Linked DNA regions of Mus musculus: all the other regions are linked to region 1. The links are chromatin loops, found by intact Hi-C in ENCODE. Cell type or tissue: heart. All regions are shown on one strand.

Region 1 (8,000 bases):
GGAAGATTATGAGACTTAGCGTTAGGAAAGGCTAAGGTGGCTTGGGGGACTCCAGTTGCTCGGCTCATTCTAACAACTATCAGGTTATGATCTTAAGTATTAAGTGGAGGGAGGGCAACAGATAAATCAAAGGAGTGGGCATGGAACCTGACCTAGTGGTGGGTGGATTTTAAATCCCAATTGTAAATACAACGTTAGAAATATTTTTATTTAAAAAAATATATCTGAGCCGAGCGTGGTGGCACACGCCTTTAATCCCAGTACTCGGGAGGCAGAGGCAGGCGGATTTCTGAGTTCGAGGTCAATCTGGTCTACAAAGTGAGTTCCAGGACAGCCAGGGCTATACAGAAAAACCCTGTCTCAAAAAAACAAAATAAATAAATATCTGGAGACTTTTATTTTATATAGCTAGAAAATATTTTCCAGCAGGGTGATGCAGAAGGCAGGGACGGGAGGCCAGCTTGCAATATAAGAGCCCTGTCTAAAAAGAAAACAAAACAAACATCAATAAAAACACATTTTTAAAAACCCACTATCAATCAACTTTATTTTGGTTCGTTGTTTTGTTGAAGCAGTCTCAAGTATCTTAGGCTGGCCAAAGATGGCACTGAACTCCTAATCTTTCAGCCTCTACCTAAAGATGGAATTACAACCCTGGTTTATCACTCCAAGCCTAGGTAATGTCTTTCATAAGAAAAAAAAGGAAAAAGAAAAGAAAAACCAACAGCACACATTTCATTCGTTGTGTTTCAGCCTCCCTCCGAGTGTGGAAAAAGGGTTGCTTAGTAGTAGTATTTTTATTATTTTTACATGTTTGAGGGGAGGAAGTGTGCACGTGAGAACAGGTGACCACAGAGAACAGAGGGTGACTTTGAATCTCCTGGAACTGGAGTTACAAGTGGCTGTGAGTTTCTTTGCTCTTAACCCTTGAGCCATGCCATCAACCTCAGCGTTTACAATCTTTGTATTCTTAGGAGATGTTAATGCTGAGACTGGATAGATGCCCCAGCAATTAAAAGCATGGGCTGCTCCTCTGGAGGACCTGTGTTTGAGTCACAGCACCCAGGTTAGGCAGCACACACACACACACACACACACACACACATTAAAAGTAATAAAAATAAATCTTAAAAAAATCTGTATTGGCACATACCTTTTATTTCAGCACTCTGAGCCAGAGGCAGGCACATCTCTTGAGTTCTGGGACAGTCTGGTCAACAGAACAAGTTCCAGGACAGCCATAGCTACTTACATAGAGAAATCCTGTCTCAAAAAACAAACAAACAAACAAAAAAAAAACCAAACAATCAAACAAACCGGATATTCATTAATTTAGTTTTTCTGACTTCTTTTCATGTCAAGTGCTTCACTTCCAGTGGGAATACTACTACACCATTAGTTTGCATTCATGTCAGAGTGTTGTAGCAGGAGGTAAATGGTGTGGACAATCTATTCTATTACTAATAACGATCATTTTAATGTCTCTAAAGTTTCTCTATTGTTTCTGCATTTTCGTTTATAATTGTAATTGGAAACTATGTGATGATAAGTTGGGAGTAGGTAAACATCTTGCTATTCTTTACCTTTTTACTCATTAATTTTAATGTCTGAGGATTGCTATTTGAACATGTCCTTATGCCCATAGTTGCTAAATGTAGACAGTCCATCATTTCATTCACCTTATTAGTTTTCTACTGTGGAGCTATCAGACCTTTCTTAAGCAGCTAATTGACATGGTTTGGTTTAACTTTTTAGACCATCTCTTGTTTCTCCCTGATAGATGGGGAAACGCAGGCATAACTGGAACGCTATTGCATCTTTGTAGATGATTAGGAATGAAGAATGGTTTGGACTAGAGCAGTAACAAGGACATGTGTGAATGGATTTCAGATCTGTAGGTTTACTGGGTAACTGGATGCCGAAGGGAAGGGGAGAGCAGAAATTCCGTTGTTCCTCCTTCCTGCTGAGAAAACACTGTGAATAGTGATTATACTTTATTCCTGAACGAATGGCTAAGTAAAAGATGTGAATTTACTTGGAGAAAACACTTCCCTAATTCTGATTAAAGTTCTTTAGTACTATTTTAGTGTTGTGGCATGGGCCTGCAATCTCATATGTGGGAGGCCGAGGCAGGAAGATCTCTTGAATTTCAGGCTAGCCTAGATAACACAATTTTGTCTTAAAAACACACACAAACAAAAACAAAAACAAAAACAAAAACAAAAACAAATGAGACCATGAGACCGGCCAATAGTGGCACACACCTTTTAATCCCAGTACATTGGAGGCAGAGGAAGGCGAATCTCTGTGAGTTCAAGCCGATCCTTGACTACAAATCAAGTTCTAGGACAGCCAGGGCTCTTACACAGGACAACCCTGTCTCAAAAACCAACAACAATAATAAAAATAATAATGACAAACTCCCAAATCAATAGCAATAAAGCACTGTAGCTGTAGTTCTTTCCTGGGGGGTTCTGATTTAAGGCCATCTTTACAGGAGGGCTCACCTCAAAGATGAACTATAACTTCTACAAATTTTAAGTATCCAGCTAAACATCTACATAATTTACTGCTTGTGTGCAGTGCACAGCACTTGAGTGCCTCTGTATCGGCTGCATCAATCCCCGGACAGTGTGGGGTCTCGTCCTGCTTCCGTGGCAGTTGGATTATTGCTTTACCTTGTATCTTAGAGGAAGGCTCTGAGGTGAAAGCTGAGGTCCTTTGCACATTTGCTTGATTCCGTACAAGACTTAAATGGGTTTGTTTGTTTGTTTGTTTTCAAAGTTATTTCAAATGACTTCTAGAAGTAGTACTTGTGAAATGGGTAAGGCTTTACACTTCTTTATTGTAGGGTGATGAACTTTCAAGGCCCAGCAACTAACAGAGCTTTGCAAAAAGTAGGTAATATGATTTTAACAAATCACTTAAACAGTGGTTCTATAATACTCAATAACTTTATCAAAATAGGTACTGTTATATTTTATACACATCCAATTATCTTTAAAGTAGTTATTACTATAATTTTACCTTTTTTTTGTTTGTTTGTTTTTGTTTTTCCAGACAGGGTTTCTCTGTATAGCCCTGGCTGTCCTGGAACTCACTCTGTAGATCAGGCTGGCCTCGGACTCAGAAATCTGCCTGCCTCTGCCTCCCAAGTGCTAGGATTAAAGGCGAGCCCGCCACCACTGCCCGGCTTTATAATTCTTCTTTTGAAACAGGATCTCAATGTGCAACCCTGACTGGCCTGAAATTTCCTATGTAGACCCAGCTGGCTTTGAACTCTTAGAGATCTGTTTGTTTCTTCCTCAGCAGAACAGGGAACAAAGCCCATGTCAGTGCCACCATGTCAGTGCCACCACGTCCTGCTGCTTTAAATATTTGGCTCATTATTTGTTTTAAGAAAAGATCTAGCAATTCTCCTACCTCTGCCTCTTGAATGTTAGAATTACAGGCCTGAGCTACCTCACGCCACCTATAAATAAATTATTTGCAAAAGATAAAGAGTACCTCCAGATTCTATCTACCAAGTTCTAAATAGCCATTAATAAACCAGTTTGAATTGTGAAGGCAGAAAGGGTTAGTGTTTATGGCACTCGAAGCTTAACGTTTTTAAATCTTTAGGTCCTCGGTTCACTAGGGGTTTTTCTTTCTGTGTAGACTTAGCTGAGGTGGAACTGTAAACTAGGCTGGCCTCGAACTCAGAGATCCTCCCAAAGGCTGGTTTTTCAATGGCATGCGCCACTACACCCGATCCTAGGACTACTTTACAGAGCCTAAACTATTGGTTCAGAGAGATATAGCTCAGCAATTAAACTCAATTTCTCATACCAACATGGCGTCTCAAAGCCATCAGTAACTGTAGATTCGTGCGTTCCGCTCCGATGCCCTCTCCTGGTACGCAGACGTAAATGCAGACAAAATACCCATTACATAAACTACGTCTTTGGAAAGAATCTAAACCTTTCAAGACACCTCTTATACTTTAAAATCATCCCAGGAGACTCGTCCTATATGTTTGTATGTTTTATGGATAGAGTTATGGAAATTGTTTGTCAATCTCAGGTTTATGATATCTTTAAAAAAAAAACTATTTGGCTATTCCTTAATTTAGGTTTACCCGTTTTTGTTTTTCAATTAGGCTTTAACCTGCAATTCCGAAAAATAGGATTAATAGCCATCCCCAAACAGACACATGCATCTCAGAAATGCGCAAAATCCCTTACCTTGATAAATTCACCTGTAGCTCAAAATATATATGGATTCATAGGCTAATATTCCATCGTCTTGGCTTGTCATAATGAGAATTAAGGACGTATTCTCACTTATTCTTAGTATTTAACAACTCTGTCTTCCTTTTTTTTGTTTTGTTTGTTGTTTGGGGGCCTTTTCCCCCCTTTATTTTATTAATTTTTTTCTGTGAGAGTTTGCATTCTTAGCTTCAAATTCAGAGAATATACTTTCAACTTTTTATCAGATTACCGGTTATACTTTCTTTTCAGAAACAGAAAATAGTAAAAGAAAAAAAAAAAAAAAAAAAAAAAAAAGAACAGAACAAAGACCAAAAAAACAAGCAAACCTGAGAAGCAACTGCAGATGAACACTCTCAAAAGGTATAAAATCGGAGCCAAATCACATCTGCCCGGCTAGCTCAGTCGGTAGAGCATGGGACTCTTAATCCCAGGGTCGTGGGTTCGAGCCCCACGTTGGGCGGTGTTTCTTTTTGTACTTTAAAGCATTCAAAAACTCAAATTTACTGTCAAAGATTTGCAAGTTCTATCACAGCTAAGATGAATTAACCTAAACTTAGATAATTTAAACGCTTTCAATGTTAATCATCTTTACAGGAAACACAGTTCTCAAACTGCGCTTGCGCACTCCAAAACTCAGGCCTACGCCCACGGCTCGGGCTTAAAGCAGGAACAGGAATTTACTACTCTCTTAAGAATGCTTTCGGAGTGCTAGCTCTCATAGTTTCAATTGTTTTGTTTTGTTTTGTTTTGTTTTTTTTCCTAATAAAACTGTGATCGCTGATTTTGGCTGTTTTTCCAAATCCCAAGAGATCGGATGTCAAAACAGACGTAGGTGAGGGAAGCCATGGAAAGGACTAACTTCCTTATTTGCAGAGGTTCCTCTGCTCACTTCCGCCTCCCTCCGGTCGCTGCAGGGCTTTTTTGGGGGTGCGGGAGGGGAGCACCCGAGCATCGTCTTTCCCGAGTTCTCGGGACGTGGAGCCTTGGGCTGCCCTCTGAGACTCACTCGCCTGGAACTGACGGATGTGTGAGGGAAGAAGCAGAAGTACCTCCCTCCCTTCTGCTTTAGCGTCTGATAACGGGGCGACCCGGCCCACCGACTGTCGCCAGAGGCTCCTGGGCGGCCAGGTCCCTCAGGGCCCCCGCTCCTTCCTCCAGGCCGGCCTCCTCTCCTTCACTAAACCGATCGAATTTCCTGACTGATGGTCCTTCCCTTCAGCGTGCCGAGATTCTGCTGTTTATCCCAAAGCGAACCGAAAGCATCCCCACCCCACCCCACCCTTCCTCTCTCCGAGGCGTGCCTACGTAGTCCTGGAACTCCACATAGCCCAGGCCGGCCTGGAATTTACAGAGGTGCACGCCTGCTTCTCTGGTCTCCTAAGCGGGGTGTGGTGGCACACCCTGTAATCGTAGCACAGGAGAGGCTGGGTGGCAGAAGTGTAACCTGTTGTGAGGTGGAAGCCAGCCTGGGCTTAGACTCAAAAAGAAAAAAGGTGTGGGTTGAACCATCTTATTTCTGTGATGAGCAGATGAAAAGAAGAACAAAGCTATAACTAATAATTGGCCTTTTGGCAAGAGAGGGGTGTTTGGGGTTGGACAGCTTGCTCTTTGAGAAAGGGGCAAAAACAATTTAGCCAAAAGCATTCATCAGTCCGTTAATGCTGTGGGGCTTGGATCTCTCACCACTTTCCCGGGGCTGGGTCTACATTTTGCGTTTTCTGGACTATTCCTGTCAGACTTTTATGTCCTTCTCCTGTTCCCTTACTTGTCAGCAAAAAGCCCATCATCTTCATTTTACCAAACCTAATAGTTAATTGCCATGCCGGAACCATTGGCCTATCACAAATTTGATCACTTTGTTGTGGATCCACCTCTCCTCTGACTTCCGCTGCCACACCACCTCCAGTAGGATCTGTGTGACAAGTTCCAGACTTAGACGAACAACCTCAAAAGGGGGGGGGGGGGGCTTCTTGGAACCGGTTGTGGAACTCTTTGCCGGAGAAAAAATATTGAGCTGTAGTTCTCATGGCAATCTATCTGTTTTGTTTTCTCTTATTCCTTTTCTTATTTACATGTTCCTGGTAGCTAGCCTAGGCCAAGATATTAAGCAAGAATAATGGGTAGAAAACCATCCCTACCATGGGGCCACTAACATGACCTTATCCCAAGGGAAACCAACACTTTACTTCCTAAATCATTTACAAAACTATTATGATAAAAACTTTCCCAACAATAAAATTTCATATGGTTACACGTGTGTCATTGGAGGTGGATTTTGGTATATGGTAAAGAAAGCCGTAATTAGAAAGAATTAAAATAGTTTACATTTATACATTGAAGATTATAAAAAACCAGGCACTAGATGTTAAATAATAATTGACCATGGGGCTGGAAAGTTAGTTCAGTGGTTAAGAGCACTGACCGTTAAAGATTTATTAACCTGCTCCTGAAAATATGCCACTAGCCTTGGATGACAGCCCCCACTAGAATTGTTATATTTTGATGGTTTATAATGATGTTTGTGATTCACTGAATACATAGTTTCAGAGTTGTAATGCTTGTATGATTTTTGTGCCTTTTTTTTTTTTTTTTTTTTGAGACAGGGTTTCTCTGTATAACCCTGGCTGTCCTGGAACTCACTTTGTAGACCAGGGTGGCCTCGAAGTCAGAAATCCACCTGCCTCTGCCTCCCGAGTGCTGGGATTAAAGGCGTGCGCACGCCCAGCGATTTTTGTGCTTTACTGTGCCAAATGATTTTTGTTGGTATCTGTGATTGTTTTACCGGATATAGTTTCTAAGAGATGTAATGTTTGGTTTTTTAATGTATAAAATCCCCTGCTTGAGAGCTGCAGAATACACTCATATTCAAACTGCCTCTGTGTTTGTTTCTGTTTGTCACCACCAAATCCTTACCCACCTAGCTTCAAGGACCCTCATTCCAGGGACCCCAATAGCCGACTGGGGTGGTCCATGGCATTCTACCACACGGATACTCTCCTGATGCCATCCCCCTTTAAAACGTCTCTCACATATTCCATCTTGACCTTCGTTTCCTCTCTGTCCACCCTTCCCACACACCCCGAGCGAGCATCACTTCTCTCCACTTCTTCAATCACCCTCTCACCGCCCTCCCCCATACCAAAGATCCCCCCACCCATCTCCTTTCAGAAAAGTGGTTTCCCAGGGGTATCCCAACAAGGTACAATAAGAGTATGCACAAACCCTCACTTTAAGGCTGGCAAGGCAACCTAGTAAGAAGAAATGGGTCTCAAGAGCAGGTGGAAGAGTCAGAGAGAGACACACACACTCCATTCCCACAGTTAGGAGATCCTCAAGAAATCCAAGCTACAGGTCCAGGACATACATGCAGAGAACCTAAGGCAGATCATGCAGGCTGTGTGATTGTTGCTTCAGTCTCTATGAGCCCTGCTTAGTTGATTCTGCTGGCCGTGTTCTTTGGTTTCCTCGAACCCTCTGGCTCCTACAGTGCTTCCTCCCCTTCTCTGTGAGGTTCCTGGAGCTCCACTTAGTGTTTGGCCATTGGTGCATCTGCTCCAACAGTTGCTGGATGAAGACTCCAGTGATTGGCCACCCACTTGAGTCATTTTCTCCTACTTCCCACCTTTGGAGTGCTCCATGGATGAGTTCACTTTCCCTCTTGCTAAATTTGCACCCCCCCCCCCCTGTGAACTCTGCTCCAGTGATGCTAGGCCCTCCTCCAGTGAACTGTCCTTCCCTAGGGTGCAGTTG
Region 2 (8,000 bases), 170 kb before region 1:
TGAATATCTCCATTACCTTACACAACTATTCTATGGTAAGAACATTTTAAGCTACTCTATCAGTAATTAGTATCTCCTATACTTGTCAGGCTACATAAAAAGTTCTACTACGTAGTCATCCTGACTGAAACTGGACTCTCTGGTAATTATCTCCCCATTTCCCATTATACCAGCCTGTGGCTACCACCAATCTACCCTGTGCCTGTGCTGCACATAACTGATCTAGCTCACACGATAATTCCCTTTCTCTGCTGGCTTACTTATTTAATGAGCACCAAACACACCATTAGGCAGTGCGCCTCACACGAGTACAGCAAGATGGGATAATAGCTCTGTGCTACATGCTAGCATGCCCAAGGCCTTGAGTTCATTCCCCCTTACCACAAAACAAGAACAAAGCAAACAGACAGATATCTGGCTTCAGTTTTTTAAAAGAGCTAGTCCATTGCACTCTCAATTTAGACCAAAACAAACTGGCGAAATCAACCAAAACATAGGAATTACTAAGTGAGTTCAAGCGCTGTAGGCAGGGACCTGCCACGGGCAGCCCTGAGTTCCCTCACATCAGGCCCGAGGGCAGCACAGTGAATGTGCTGGCACTTACTTCTCTCTGATGCCTCCTCGTAGCTAAGAGAGGAACTGTTCTCTGAGCACCTCAAACATATCAAGTCACTTTGGTTTCTCCATCTCGGACCTCGTCATACCCAACTGAGTCACCAAGTTTTCTCAATTACTTCATCATAATTACATGACAACGGCCACAGATAGAATTGGGAAGGTAGAGAATCTTATTACGGCCTTCCATCCTTATTTTTAATTTTACATAATGAGACTGAAGTCTGGAGGTATTAGGGTTTACTTGACCAAAGCCAGCGATTTAGTAGGGGGCGGAGTCCAACTCCCACAGGCTTTCCCATGAGACTCCTGCTTTCTCAGATGAGACTGCCTCCCACCACACAATGCCATTCTTCTGGCTGCCCAACTTTATAATATATAGCTATTGCCTCTGCCAAACACCATCTATGTGGAGTCACAAAGCTCTTCTTGTTGAAGACACAAATAAGCATTGGGCCCACAGCTAATGTCAAGCTTTTCTTTCTGAACTCCCAACCTTCTACCGAAGTCACTACTTTCCTCCCTGGATGCAATACAGTTGATGCCTTTTCAACAAGCCTGTCTCTATAGTACTTGCTGATCTCTCCCGTTATTAACTCCTTTTGAGTTGCAGCAGAGCCACGCTGAATAAGTAGGCACCCCACGGTTTACGTGTCTGGATGATCCACCAAATGCAATGCTCTTCCTGTTCCAGCTCCAGTTACTTTGCCGTCTGTGCACACTGTCAGATACGGGGGCTGTGCTAACAATTAGAGTGAACAAGACAGCAGGGCAGAGGGCAGGTAGAGCCTGCATTAAGCTACATTCACACTCCTAGACTGTGCATGCTGCCACTGAGCTACATCCACAGCCCTACAAGTCGCTGTGGTCAGTTTTAAAACATTGCTGTGTTCTTCTTAATCGCTGTGTATGGATTATCTAACATATGCTAACATACAGCTTCCTTCTAATTTAAGGTAGCATACCACTATAAGTGTGTTTGTAAATGAAACTTACTTTTGCTTTAAAACAGTTCTCAGAGCATCTTTCTGTCCCATGGTGTACTGAGAAATAAAGATGTCATTTGCTGAAAAATTAAAACACAAAAATATATTTAGATTCTGAAGAACAAAGAGAGCCAAGACTGAGGGCTAGCGATGTAGCTCAGTGGCAGAGCGCCTGCTCAGAATGTATGGGATCCTAGGTTCGATCCCTGATACTTTGTAAACAAAAAAAAAAAAAAATGAACTTTAATTTTCGATCTGCAGCTCATGTCTAGCACTCAGCATACAGAGGCACAAAGTTCCCTGCACCATTGAGGCTAGCCTGGTCTACTCTAGCAAGTTCTAGATCAGCCAGGGCCAACACAATAAAATAAAGAGCCCAAACCAAACCTTTGCAATGAGTTTGTAATAGCAAAATAGGCTTCTCCTGTGTAAATCCTTTTATAGATTTTAGATTCTACTGGTAACCTAATTTGAAAAGAAAACCAAAAATTAAAATAATAGGAGCTCAGGATACAGACAATAGATTTGCCTGGCATGCAGAAGGCCCTGGATTTGATGCCAAGCACAAAATAAATACTACTAAGCTATTGAATGAATAAACCAGTTCTGGACTGGAAAGATGGTTCAGCAGTTAAGAGCACAGCTGCTTTTAAAGAGAACTTGCATTCAATTCCCAGCACCCATATGGTGACTAACAACCCTCTATAACTTCAGTCCCAAGTGATCTGACTGCCTCCTCTGGCCTTTTTGGGCACTGCAAGAGTGCTGTGTATAGACAGACAGGCAGGCAAAACACCTATCCACACAAAATAATAAATTACCCTAAATTTTTAAAAAAGCCAATTCTATCCTTACAAAGAAAATACTGACACATACTACAATGTGGATAAGCTTAAGCACATTATGTAAAGTAAAACAGTCACAAAGGTTAACACTGTATAATGCCACTGACATAGGTACCTGAGCTGGTCAAAGTCACAGGGGCAAGAGTGAGGAGTGAGGGCACAGAGCCCAGTGGGGGGATCTTAACGTCTAGAGGTGAATGATAGTAACCCTGGCTCGATGTCACTGAATGTTATCAAGGTCAATGTCACAGAACTGTGCATTCAAAACTAATGAAATAAAGTATTTTCTGTACATTTTAACTCAGCTTTATCAAGCGGATTATTAAGCGGAGTCAACTGTATTAATTTACCTTTTGGTGCGTTGTTCTCTTCTGTTTTATTCAAAGGTAACTGCCGAACTACAGCATCTTTAGAAAAATCCTTTGGGCATAAAAGAGTAAGATTGAATGAGCTTAAATTAGCACTAGCAGAGTGACATTCATAGCCTTTTGAGCACTGAGACCCGGGAAGGCAGGTCTGCACACTTTACTTACGTCATTCCCAACACTACACCTTCCATAGCTGCTCTGAAGCACACGAGGATTTCTCAGTGAATGAGCAACGTGCAGTCAGAATAGTGAGACGTAACAAAGTGAACACACACACAGAAGTGGAACAAGAAACTGATTCAAATCCACACTTGACCGTCTACACTGCAACCTAAGCACGGCTTTCTTAGTCACTGAGGTCACGCGCTGCCTTACAAGGCTGTGCTGTGTGGGTCACATCTACTGCTCCGGTTTCCGGCTCTCGAGTGTGAGCCTAGAACCCATCTCTGGGGCTCCGCGCTGAGACGGACCCCATGCTGCTCTTCCCCTTCCTTTTTTCCACTAAACATAAAAGGCTGGGGAGACGCTCAGCAGTTACGCTCGCCTCACCAGCACTCGGATCCCCAGAACCAAAGTCAATGCTAGGAGGGTGTGGCAGCCTGCCTGGAACTGCAGCCCTGAGAGGAAGGCTGAGGCAGGAGAGCCCAAGGGCAGGTGGTCAGTTAGACTAAGACACCCTGACTGAATGAAATAAGGTGGAAGGGCAATGGAAGATGCTTCCTGACAGCAAGCTCAAGCCATGACATGTACACATGCCCCTTACCTCTCCATACACAAACATGAACACACATACACATACCGTGTACACAAATGAAAATGGAAAAAAAAAATTTTTTTCTTAATGTTAAGGTGATGATGGGTGTTAATTTACAAACAAAAACAAGATTAACAATTCAACAGATGCTTGTATGTCCCACACTCTTCAAGTCATAATCTATAAAACACTGCTGGAGCTGGTAGGATGGTTCAACAGATGAAGAAACCAGCTGCCAAGCTTGAAGATTCAAACTTGACTGCTGGGACTCACGTAATAGGAGAGAATACATTCTTGAAGGTTGTCTTCTGACCTTCAGATACAAAAATGGCCCCCCATTCTTACTTGTACACAGCAAAGGTTAAAAACGTGATAAAAATGAACAAAGATCAAAACGTTCCCTGTCATACGTGACTTGGAATTCTTTTACTTACACTTTTCTTGGACGCAGGAGGACTTTCTAACAGAGGCTGGTGATACAGTCTTGCAGAAGTTAAATCCAAGGAGCCTAAGAAAGCAAAAGAGTCACTGAGAGTGGGCTGGAGAGATGGCTCAGCAGTTAAGAGCACAGACTGCTGCTCTTCCAGAGGTCCTGAGTTCAATTCCCAGCAACCACATGGTGGCTCACAGCCATCTGTAATGGGATCTGGTGCCCTCTTCTGGTGAGTCTGAAGATAGCAACAGTATACTTATGCATTAAATAAATAAATCTTAAAAAAAAAAAAAAAAAAAAAAAGAGTCCCTGAGAGCTGGGTTGTGATTCTTCCCAGGGACCCAACCAAGGCTCTTTTCACAGTAAGCTCTAGCATTGAGCCACGGGTCCAATCTGAGCAGCTTTTAAATCAAAACCTGACCCTTAGCAACTGTGTAGCCATGATACAAGAACTGAGAATCTCTGTATTAATGTAAAAACCAAATGTGAAGTCACTTTCCTGTAAGAGAAATTAGATATATTTAAATACATTCTAATGAAAGACTTTATAGCTCATTATTTAACAAAATAAGGCTGAGTTAAAACAGGTAAGGTAAGCAGGTGAGATCTAAAATGTTTTAACAGCAGCCATGGTGTGGAAGGTCTTTAACTGGAATGCTTAAAAGCAGAGATAGAGGAAATTCTCTGAGTTTGAGGCTAGCCCAGTCTACAGAGTGAGTTTTAGGCCAAGCAGAGCTTCACAATGTGATCCTCTCTCAGTAAAATAAAATGAGATGTCTTTTTTAAAAAACATTTTCAGGGACTGGAGAGATGGCAGAGCAAGATAAAAGTGCTTGCTGATCTTGCAAAGGACTGGAGATTGGAATCTCCTGTAGACGGCTCCCAATCACCTGTTAAGTCTAGCTCTAGGTAGATTTAGCTACTCTGGCTGCCATGGGCACCTGAACTCGTTTCCAGACACCTACACATAGACACACAATTGAAAGTGGTATTTTTGAAAACCCTAAAAGATATTTTATCCAATGCAGAAAAAAAAAAAAATATGAGACTTACCAGAACAAACCTTGTATATAGCCAGGCATGGTAATGCATGCCTTAATCCCAGAATTCAAGAGGCAGATTTCTGTGAGATCAAGGCCAATCAGGACAAGGGAAAACTTGTCTCAAAACCAAAAAACACTAGATTGATATAAAACTCTGATTTAACAGACAGCCTATGCCTTTAATCCCAGCACTCGGGAGGCAGAGGTGCACAAGAGGAAATAGTCAAGTCTCTCTCATTCTACATGCTGAATCCTATTTCCCCAGGGAACCAAGTTACTTTTCAAACATCTTTACAAACCAGACTTGTATCTTACATTTTTGAATGTAAACACTGACTCCTTTAAATTTGGGGGAATGCACAACTCAAAATAGTGATAAAGACTAATGACTTATAAAAAAAGGAAACTGGCTGGGCAGTGGTGGCGCACGCCTTTAATCCCAGCACTTGGGAGGCAGAGGCAGGTGGATTTCTGAGTTCGAGGACAGCCTAGTCTACAGAGTGAGTTCCAGGACAGCCAGAGCTGCACAGAGAAACCCTGTCTCGGAAGAGAGAGAGAGAGAGAGAGGGAGAGAGAGAGAGAGAGAGAGAGAGAGAGAGAGAGAAAACGTAAACTGGGTGGGAAACTGAAACATTTGGAATCACATACCACATAACGTTCCATTAGAACTAGTCCTCGTTTCAACAGCAAGACGTTTATTTGCAGCCAGGGCTGGAGGAACACGGGGCAGCTCATCTTCCACCACAGCCAATTTATTCCCTTGGTTTGGAGAAACAATCTCTCGCAGTTTCCTCGCTGGCATTTTAAGCCTTTGCCCCCTTTCCAGGCTAAACTCAACGTTTTTCATCTGGTTAGTCACAAATCAAGTCCCGCCGTTCTTAACAGAGGGAATTCTAGCTTCTCAAAACTTAAGGACGCAGTTTCTCCTTGAGTACCAGGAAAAGAAGTAATGGTGGAAGTGAATTTGAAAAACACCTGAGTTCCAAAAATAATTATGAAGCAGTCATTAACTTAGAAAGTCTATAGGCAAAATATCCATAAAGCTGTAAATTTCGATTTTGACATTTAATCCAGGGCTAAATACGACAAAAACAAAAAACAAAACAAAACAAAAAGTCTTGATCCCACTGAGTCTGTTAATGCATCGAAGAAATAAATTTCAAAGGAATTATGCCAAGAGCAAAAGAGAAGCCACGGGAACCGTAATAAAAACGCACTCCTCCAAACCCAGAGCTGCAGCTGAAAACCCCAACAGACGTGGAGGCGGGGTTAGGATTTGTTAAGGAGACCCAGACGAGCAGGCAACGTTAAAATCGTGTTTTTTAAAACACCACCCTCATAAGAGCTTAGTAGATTTCTTTCTACGAGTCAGGACGCAATTTCGGACACCTCAACTTAGTCTTCAGAGTCTCCACAGAGTCCGGCACACACGCCGTCTTGATTTTGATAGAATAACAGCTTCGGTTGTTCGCGGGTCAATACCGTCTTCCCCGAAAACCCGCCCTTGAGCGTCAGCACGCATGCGCGCAAAGATCCAACCCCCCCCCCCCCGACCGGAACGGGAGTGCTCTGGTGCTCTTCCATTCGTGTCCGGGTGGAAACAAACTCCCAACATAAAAGACTGCCAGGAGATGTGACTTTTTTTTTTTAAAGGCAGAATATCGCCTTTATGTTTGGACACAGTACTAAGTATTCCTAGAGGAATGGCGAATTCTCGATTAGCCCATAAACACTTTTGTTTATCAAGGGTTATTTACACTGTAGGAACTGCAGACCGTTAGAAACCTAGTAGGTTAAGCATATTAGGCTTTCTAGAAATTTCGACAGATTCCGTTGCCGTGGAAAAGGAAGTGAAAAGTACAGAGAGCACTGACGAACAGATAATCACAAAAGTTAATTCTTAGATGATTTTTAGAATTTGCTTGGGCACTTGCTTTTCTTCCTACATTTTCCCACGTGGTAACGAATCTGCGTCTAAGGGTCTGAAGCCATGCTTGACATCACTGCCCCCACGTGTTCTCAGCTTTCCGCGGCGCGGCGCTCGCTCTGTACTGACCCTCCGAGCTCACACGCTACCTGCCCCGCAGCTCTTCAGCCCGGTCCCGGTGTCAGAGGCGAGATCCTGTGGCTAAGTATGGTCCCTTTCCTCTGCTTTCATAATCCCGGGTTCGCGGCCAGTGGGGTGACAGCCTTCACTCGGGAAAGGGAGCGGGCAGGTACCCCGGAGGGAGACGCCGCGTGCACGCGGGTCGTGGGGCTGCGCAACCGGCAGCGCGGCGCAGCGGGAGGCCAGCCGTGTCCCGGAGGCCTTGTCACCCCGAGGGTGGGGACCCTAGGCCCCGAGACACCGCCCACCCGGGACTGGATCGCTTGGGGGCACGCTTTGAGATTACAAGGTAGCCAGCCACTCGATGACCTTGAGCTGTCAGACAGGAGCCCCTTTACTGAAAATCTAGACTTCCTCGGCTCTTACCCTGTCTGCACACTATGCCTTATGTCATTAGGTACAAGGGCTCGCACCCTTCCCAGGTCTCATATTGGAGAACGCACTGCTTAGAGCTTTCCCATTACGCCTTGCTAGAAGCTTTTAAAATGTATTTTTTTAAAGTATAATAGATTAATCATTTTTCTACCTATTACATTTTCTCTTGTTGTAGATTTATCTGTTGGTTCATGATTTGTTGTATAAGTGTATTAAAAGACCGAATGGCAATGTCAGAGCTGCAAGAGACCTTAGGGATGAATTAACTTCTGTAATTTCTATATAAAAGTTAGATATGAAAAAAAATGACCTTTCCCCTCTAATTTCAAAACGCTGAGCAACTGCAACAGCAATCAGTAAAGTGACCTGAGTAAATAATTTGTAACGAATGTCAGACCTGGGACTCCACCCCCCAAGTAGCGTGGTTCTCATCTTCCTTGAGGCTAGACTTTGAATCGGGAAACAATAGGAATT
Region 3 (8,000 bases), 79 kb before region 1:
GTGCCTTCTGTGTATCTGGCTTAGGCAACTGGGTGTGGTGCTTTTATTAAAATAGATTAGGAATGGCCAGGAAGGGAGGTAATCGAAGCTGTGGGCATACTGAGTTTGAGTACTTATAAACATGAAAAAAATTCCAGACAGTTTTATATAAATGTCTGTAGCCAAGAGACATCTGAGGTGTGCACAGAGATTTGGGGTCATTCTATCATTTAGTTGGGAAGTAAACCAGAAAACCAATGTAATGTCATGCCATCTGAGTGCTACTAAGGTGTCAGATGAGATAAGAAACACTGTTGTTTGGTTAAAGGTCTCTGGTGACTGTCAGCAGTTGTTCTGGTTGTGATGAGAGGACAAGACACCACAGTGACAGATGCAACTGAGCAACCTGGACAAAAGGGTAAGCGCAGACAGACAGACAGACAGACAGACAGACAAGTGGAGGAAACTTGAGGGCAGAAGAGGCGGGAACAGAATGGAATGGGCTAGAGGAGGAGGAGAGGGAGCTGATAGACTCAGACTTCTGATCCAGAGCAGAACCCCAGGGACCTGGCTCTCAGAGGGCGACACGCTGTCAAGTGTGCCTGGGAAAAAGAACAGGCTGTTGGGTCTAAGTCTCCTCTCATGCCTCATGCGGTTCATAATCTGCTCCCACCCGAAACTTAGGGGGTTTCTTTCCAAAGCCGGAGTGGAGACAAGGTGACATTCAAAGAAGATGACTTGATTGCAAACACTGAATTACCCAGTAATAGTTGGAGAACCAGTTAACTCAGATCCTAAAATTTACAGAAATACCATTCCTCACTGAAATACCATTCCTCACTGTTACACACATGCCAAACACTTCCAGGAACACAAAGGAAGTGATATATTTACTGCAAGATGCTGTTTTACAATTTAACCATCCCACTTAAAATAATTTTATGACTCTTGCATTTCAAAAGTTAAAGTAAACCCAATAAATTACTTTTCCACTTGAAATGATACATACACTATAATCAAGATGTGATAGTCGTGCTCTCATCAAGACCATTTATTTATCTTATTTATTTATTATTTGTTTGCAAATACTGCATGTGTGTGTGTGTGTGTGTGTGTGTGTGTTTCAAGACAAGGGCTCTCTATGTAACCCTGTTTGTAGACCAGGCTGACCTCAAATTCACAGAAATCCTCCTGCCTTTGCCTCCCAGGTGCTAAGATTAAAGGCATGCACCATCACCAGCTGGTTATCATCAAGTTTTTAACGTCACCCAAACCTCTTATATGACCTCTAATATAAAGTATGATTACGTAAAACTTTTTTTTTTTTTTTAACCATGGAGAGATGGCGCCATGGTTAAGAGCACTGGCTGCTCTTCCAGAGGACCTGGATTTGATTCCCAGTTCCAGGGGATTCTGACTCCCGCCTTCTGGCCTCCACAGATACCAGGCATGCAAGTAGTGCAAAGACATTCATACAGATAGAACACCTCTACACAATAACTATTTTTAAAATGTAGCTAAATTTATGTGAACAAATGTATAAATCTTATTAGTCTCATTATGTGAATTTAGTGTTGTTTATGTTTTAGGCTGAAGTAGTAACGACTTTTAAAAACTCATTAAGACTTCTTAAATAGAGATTTCGGGGCTGAAGCGATGGCTCAATGGTCAAGAGTACTGAATGCTCTTCCAGAGGTCCTAAGGTCAACTCCCAGCAACCACATGGTGACTCATAACCATCTGTAAAGGGATATGATTTCCTTTTCTGGTGTGTCTGAAGACAGCCACAGTGTGCTCATAAAAGAAAAAAAAATTAAAAGAATAAAGAGACTTCTCTTTTTTAATGTGTATGTATGTTTCTGCCTGCATACACAAGTGCTCCATATGCATTCAGTGCCTGAGTAAGCCAGAAGAGGGCACTGGATCGCCTGGAGCTGGAGGTAGAGATGTCTGTAAACTGCCATGTGGGTGCTAAGTAGCAAACTGGCCAGACTGAGGTCTTTTGCACAATCTGCCATGCTCTTGGCCCCTTAACCATCTCTGTCCAGCCCACTGTTATTTTTCATTTCCTTGTTTAATAGTCTAAATTTAAGCAAATTGTTGTATTTGAATGTAAGCTAATATCTAAGGTATTCATTAAAGGAGGTTGTGTCAAATCTACTTAAAGCCTATTATTATTGGTAACTGAAGTTATTAAAATCAGCTTTGATATCTATATTAAAATTTAAAACCTTAAGCTTTACTGACATTACAGTTTTCCTGAGTTATCAGGCATTTACTGTGGGTCTATACACAGAGTGGTCTTGAATAGTCACCAGCAAATGCCTATAACCTACATGGGCAGAGATTGACACAGATGACATTTGATTCAAATACCAAAAAAAAGAATAGTCATATTTCCAGGAATTTAAAAACTTAAGCACTTATGACTTTTACAACAATGGAAAATTATCTTGGGCACTAAATATGGTAATCCCTACAAAAGCTTCAAGATTGGAAAAATGAGTATGTCAATACATTAGACCAAAAAGAGTAGATCTTATAAAAAAACTCACTAATTTTAATTTTCATTGTTACACATGAAATCTGATACACAAGGTCTACTGATAAAGTCATGATGATTTAACCTAAAACTGGTTAATTTCCTCTTGATAATTAACCTTTTAACATCTTACCCTTAGAAAACTCCCCTACATTTATCCAATATAAACCTAAGTCAAGAGAAATAAATAATTCCTATCATTTCTATTCATCTGGACTTTCCAATAAATTTCCAAGCTAAAAAAAATTAGTAATGTCTTTTCTAATATAAAACTTTCTTAACAAAGACATTTAAATAAGACCACAAAAATCATCTCTAAGCAGCTCTTTTTGGCCTAGTTATCTATGTGTTGCAATTACCAATACAGACAGGAAGTATTCCTGCCCCATCCGCAAGTCTCTTCCAAGCACAGCCTGAGACACGCTGCTTACACTCAAAGCCTGACGTGGCCTCTGAGTAGGAAATAAAATACTAAATAAAAAAGCTCCTGCCCCTGGAAAGCTGCACAATGTCCAATCTTACTGCTCCAACTAATGCTTGAATCCCCGCAGCACGGTTAACGAACAGAGGCTACTGCTCATTCGCACTGCACAAACACCAACACTTGTATGATTCTGCAGCATATGCTTGCTAGCCTACCCTGGCTGACGATCTACAGTGTTGTTTAATGGTTTACAGAATGTTCCAAAGGATCTTTAGATCCTTGTAGAGCAGCATCCCATCCTCATAAGCAGCCCAGCATCCCTTCATCTGAGGGAGAACTATGCTCTGTACTGTAATACAGCAGTTAGCCTCACTGGTGTGGGGAAGGCCCATAATGACTAAGCCAGGTAGGCCCTGGCTCCTCAGATCAGCCAGTGCACATCACACTCCGGTTTCTCCTCTTGCTATGTGTGCTTTGAAGCAGCTCTCGATTGATCAGCATGTTAAATTGTTTTAAGAATTATTCTTCAAGATGAGTTAGAATGATTCAGCAACTAAATCTCAAATCCAAGAGCAGGAAATGCAGCTGATCCTTCCCCTGAAACAAACACGATCTCACTAAAGGAAGCCCACTAAGGTGGCCAGAGAACTACTTTACAACAAGCCTGTGGCAATTGACCAAACAGTGGGAAAATGAGCAGCTGAGAAATAATGTAGAATAAACTGCATAAAGCATGCCTACAGTTTGTGATTTTTGCTATTTTTCTGTCAGGAATAAAGCAACCGTACCCACTAAATTTTAGCAAGTTCATAAGAGACACACTGTAAGGAGACATTATTTTTCTAAGTGTCCTTATCTTTGAATTTTTCTTTGCTGTTATTCCTGCAAATTTTAGCCTCTGCTCTGTGCATTTTTCCTAGCATTTCTCACTAGCCACTTGGATGAAACATTACACTATTACAGAATTAATCACTATAACACAGACACCATTTACTGTCTTAGAGGCACCTCTGCAACTTCTTTCAAAGCTCTTTTTAGCCTCTTTGTTTAAAATTTCAGGCTATTTTTTGAGGGATAGGGAAAATACATTCTGGAAGGGACACTAATTAAAAGTATTAGCAGAAATAAAGAGACTAACCCTTCTTTCAGCATTTGGCGATATAAGATCCTAATTAATGTTCAATAGAAATCCAACAGCTAACCACAGCCTGCTAAGAGTTCACACCCTGAAAATGTGGCCTATTTACCCTGAAACACACAACCTAAGACTAAATACACATAAAATTCAGACATCACATCTAATATTCAAAATTTAAATCCTAAGACAATTTTTTTTTTGCCAAATTGTCTCAGCACAGTCATTCCAAAAGCTATCTTATGTTGGAGAAAAATCCCCTTTACCCTCTAATCTTCTAAAAATAGATTCCTACTGTCTTTTACAAGAAACAATTATGCTTGGTTATGAGCTCTACCGTACCAGCCATATAATCAACACCTAAAAATTGTATTTAATCTCATTTTTTGTCAACCAAAACAATAACTAAATATTAAAAAAAAAAGTCTTACCTATGTGCTGCATTTCCTTTCAAATGCAAAACGGTTAGATTCCCCTTCTACTAGTGCAGGCTCTGGGCATGTCAGTCTGATTGGCAAATATCTGCTGTCCCCTCTGAGGTCACAGCATCCGCAGGGCGATACAGCACTACTTACATTCTCTTCCACATAAAAATCAGACATTACATGAAAGGAAGAGAAAGACAGCCCATTTCAAAGCAGCTGGCAAACCTCCACTGGCAACCTGCCAAGCCTCTGCTAACCCTTCCTGTCTTTCTGAGCATGCTCACTTAAAACCAACAGCATGTTACTATGGCAACTCTGTCGGCAGCCTGTAAGTATGAACCGCCATTCTGATTTCAGAGTGTAAAAAGCCAAATGCTGCAGGGGAAGTCAAAGGCAAGAACCAGCATACATTCTTCCCCACATATAAATCTAGCCGTGGCGTTCCAAAAGCTCACACGTGTGCATGTAAAACAAACAAAAGCATCGCACATTTTCAAGGCAGAATTTTTCATGCTCAAATAGGTGGTCGTTTTCAATAAACTCATGCTTTGTTTTGCCTCTCAACAACTGAAATTACACTAGAAAATTCATCCCGTTTAACAAAACCCTGGCGACTCCACAGCCTGGCAGCATCTGAGCAGCCACGGTAACCCTATGGATGGCTTCTGTAACCTACAATCAGAGCATGCACAACACGGCTGCAGTACAAAGAAACCCACTCATGATAAAATCACAATCTACAGTTTTTTCTATGATTTGTCAAGCTGCCAGGTGTGTTTTTCTTTGGATGTAATTAGGATATTTAACCCCTAAAAGGTTTCTAAGTTAGGAGAAACAAGACCGGGGTTCAAATCCCTACACTGCACATTTTAGCTGTGCCAGCTCAGGACAGTTAACTTCTGAGTCTCAGAGCACCCTGAAAGCAGGATGGTAACAATGACATCACACACTGACAACTGGTAAACACGGAAAATACCTGATCCCCCCCTCCCCAAAACCTTGTTGATTAACCTCGAAAAGTACTTTTTGGTAACTTTATGCTGAAAACCAGTCCTGATTTATACACTACACTCTAAGCCAACTAGCCACAACTCCTTAACCAAATTAAGCTAAGAAATGTTTCAGACAAAAACAAACGCCCCAGAGCAAAAGCATAGAGGTATTATTTTCACTAGAAAACAAACAAACAAACAAACAAACAAACCACAGCGTTGACCTACCAGCTCTTCTTCCTCCTTTTTGGCCTCTTTTTCCTTCTCCTCTTCATGTTCCTCAGCTGGGCATTCTTCGTCATCACTGCTGGAGGACTCAAGGATTTCACTTATATCCATTTTCCAATTATCAGGAACAATCCTACCTTTTAGGAAGACACTTGCTCTTCGCAGCCCTGAAAGGAAACATGGACTTTGGCAGTTGCTCCGGAATGAGGGGAGGGAGATGCCAGCCGCTCAGTCTGAAGGCTCAAGCCAAGTCCACCCATTATTCTCAAAATGATAGAGGAAATCAGGGGGTCTCATGAGTCAGAAGACCATGTAGATTTTATTACAATCTGTAGGCGTTTATGTTTGCTTACTGCTATGAGACAGGGTGTCACTATGCAGCCCAATCTAGCCTGGAACTTGCGACCTTAACATGGACACCTCTTAAGTGACACCAAGCCTGGCAAAGATTAGAAATCGCCTTTTAAAGAAAAGAATTTACTTTTATTTTATGTATGACTGTCCTGTGTTTATTTATGGGCAGACTCCAGTCCACCAGTAGCATTAAATTCCCGAGAACTGATTACAGATGGTTGTGAGCCGCCATGTGGGTGCTGGGAACCAAACCTGGGTCCTCTGCAAGAGTAACAGTAACAAGTGCTCTTAACCTGTGAGCCATCTCTAGCCCCACTACTAGAACTAGGTCAGCCCAGGTGTGGTAGTGCATGACTTTAATCTCAGCAGTTGGGAGACAAAGGCAGGTGGATCCCTGTGAGTTCAAGGCCACGCAGTGAGTTCCAGAACAACCAGGCCTATGTAAAGAGACAACCCTTCTGCACCCCTCTGAAAGAAGAAATACTAACGATCAAACATGCAGAGTTAAATCTGTACAATTTACAAACCAAATATTTTATCGAGACATGAAAAAAATGCCATTAAGTGAGAGTATCATTCAGGTGTGTCCAACACATTATCTGTGAGGCTCACACTCAGAAACCGAGCGCAGGCACAAGGCAAGGAGCAGCAGAAACGCTCACTCTGTAAGGTTACTGACACTGTATTGGGCCACACGCAGCCCACGGATGACAGGGCAGATACAGGATTCCAAACGGTGAATATGGTAATAGTCAGTACTTGTTATTTTCTAAACACGGTCACATCATGAAATAAACTGACTCTGCTTTCACGTACCTGGCCTAGCACAGAGCTCAGATTCTGGTAGAGTGAGAATGTCCAGTTCCTTAATGTCCTTTCTTGCTATAGAATAACTATGAAAAAAGAACAAAACACAGAACTACTTATTAAATGAAAAACATCATTTAAGCAATCCATATCCACACATACATAAGACCTCAAGAAATGAAAATTATTTCCTCAAATAGTGTTTTATAAAAGCCAAAGGCCATAATGCCCTGATCCTTAGTAAAACCTTGGAGGCGGGGCTGGTGAGATGGCTCAGTGGGTAAGGGCACCCGACTGCTCTTCCGAAGGTCCGAAGTTCAAATCCCAGCAACCACATGGTGGCTCACAACCACCCGTAATGAGATCTGATGCCCTCTTCTGGTGTATCTGAAGACAACTACAGTGTACTTACATATAATAAATAAATAAATCTTAAAAAAACAAAAAACAAAAAACAAAAACAAAAAAAAAAAACCTTGGAGGCAAAGTTGTATCTTTTAAGTTTCATGTACTCAAGTACTCTTATTTGAGAGCCTGGAATTTACAATGTTTCCAAATATACAACCTTCCTATAGACAATAGTTTCAATCAACAAAGTCATTTCAATACTTATAGATAACACCCATTTTGTTTAATATTTCCTAATTTTTGTTAATTTGCTAAAATATTTTTATGATTATATATACTATGGTATATCTTTCATAGAGAACAACTTAAAAATATGAATTTTACTGTTTTAATAAAAATACAAAATTAAAGGAAAGTTTCTCAAAGTCTTCTTTAAAATTAAAAGTGAAAATACTTATTTTACCAATAGTTTATTAAGAAGCTTCATAATTCATAATATGAAATAGCACATGATAAAAATATGAAATTTTTCAATAAACTATATATATTTTTAATTACAAATACAGGTCTTTAATACTGCTGCCACTTATTGTTATTTTTACATAAAATTTATCAGCTAAAGGTACCCTACATAAGCACAGTAATAACAACCTCTCAGTTTCAACTTGAATGAGTCCCTTTATGGTAGGTGGCCAATCACTGTGTCCCAGCCCTATGAATCATTACTGGATGGTGTTTCATTACTCACAATTTAGAATCAATAAAT

Evidence for each region. Hi-C counts contacts between places; a loop is a spot of excess contacts. Peaks named below come from ENCODE experiments on the same cell type or tissue, not always from the same donor. Only the 100,000 strongest peaks of a DNase experiment are listed, where the experiment ranks them.
Region 2: it touches region 1 in a loop (3-fold over the local background); 8 of 42 quality-filtered maps call a loop at or near these places.
Region 3: it touches region 1 in a loop (4-fold over the local background); 10 of 42 quality-filtered maps call a loop at or near these places.

Annotation. Positions count from the first base shown.
Region 1 is chr12:70,965,830-70,973,829 of GRCm38, reverse strand. It overlaps n-TKctt17 (a tRNA gene), which reads left to right and starts at 4,638; the gene lies at 4,638-4,710. It also overlaps a transcript of Psma3 not described here. In heart, CTCF peaks have their summits at 3,901 (motif pointing left) and 5,141; DNase peaks (open chromatin) are centred at 3,839, 4,819, 5,419 and 5,479; H3K4me3 peaks cover 2,448 bases; H3K27ac peaks cover 2,294 bases.
Region 2 is chr12:71,135,731-71,143,730 of GRCm38, reverse strand. Timm9 (translocase of inner mitochondrial membrane 9) reads left to right here and starts at 7,056. Exons shown (of 5, transcript NM_001286203.2): 1 at 7,056-7,176. 2700049A03Rik (RIKEN cDNA 2700049A03 gene) reads right to left here and starts at 6,883. Exons shown (of 30, transcript NM_001163378.1): 1 at 5,693-6,883; 2 at 4,003-4,076; 3 at 2,797-2,866; 4 at 1,612-1,681. The coding sequence starts at 5,891. In heart, CTCF peaks have their summits at 2,367 and 4,219 (motif pointing left); DNase peaks (open chromatin) are centred at 6,550 and 7,150; H3K4me3 peaks cover 3,206 bases; H3K27ac peaks cover 2,561 bases.
Region 3 is chr12:71,045,086-71,053,085 of GRCm38, reverse strand. Arid4a (AT rich interactive domain 4A (RBP1-like)) reads right to left here. Exons shown (of 24, transcript NM_001081195.1): 9 at 7,983-8,000; 10 at 6,896-6,972; 11 at 5,726-5,892. Among named protein-coding and RNA genes, the nearest start is that of Arid4a, 33 kb to the right of the region's middle. In heart, a CTCF peak has its summit at 1,884 (motif pointing right); DNase peaks (open chromatin) are centred at 1,815 and 4,735; H3K27ac peaks cover 938 bases.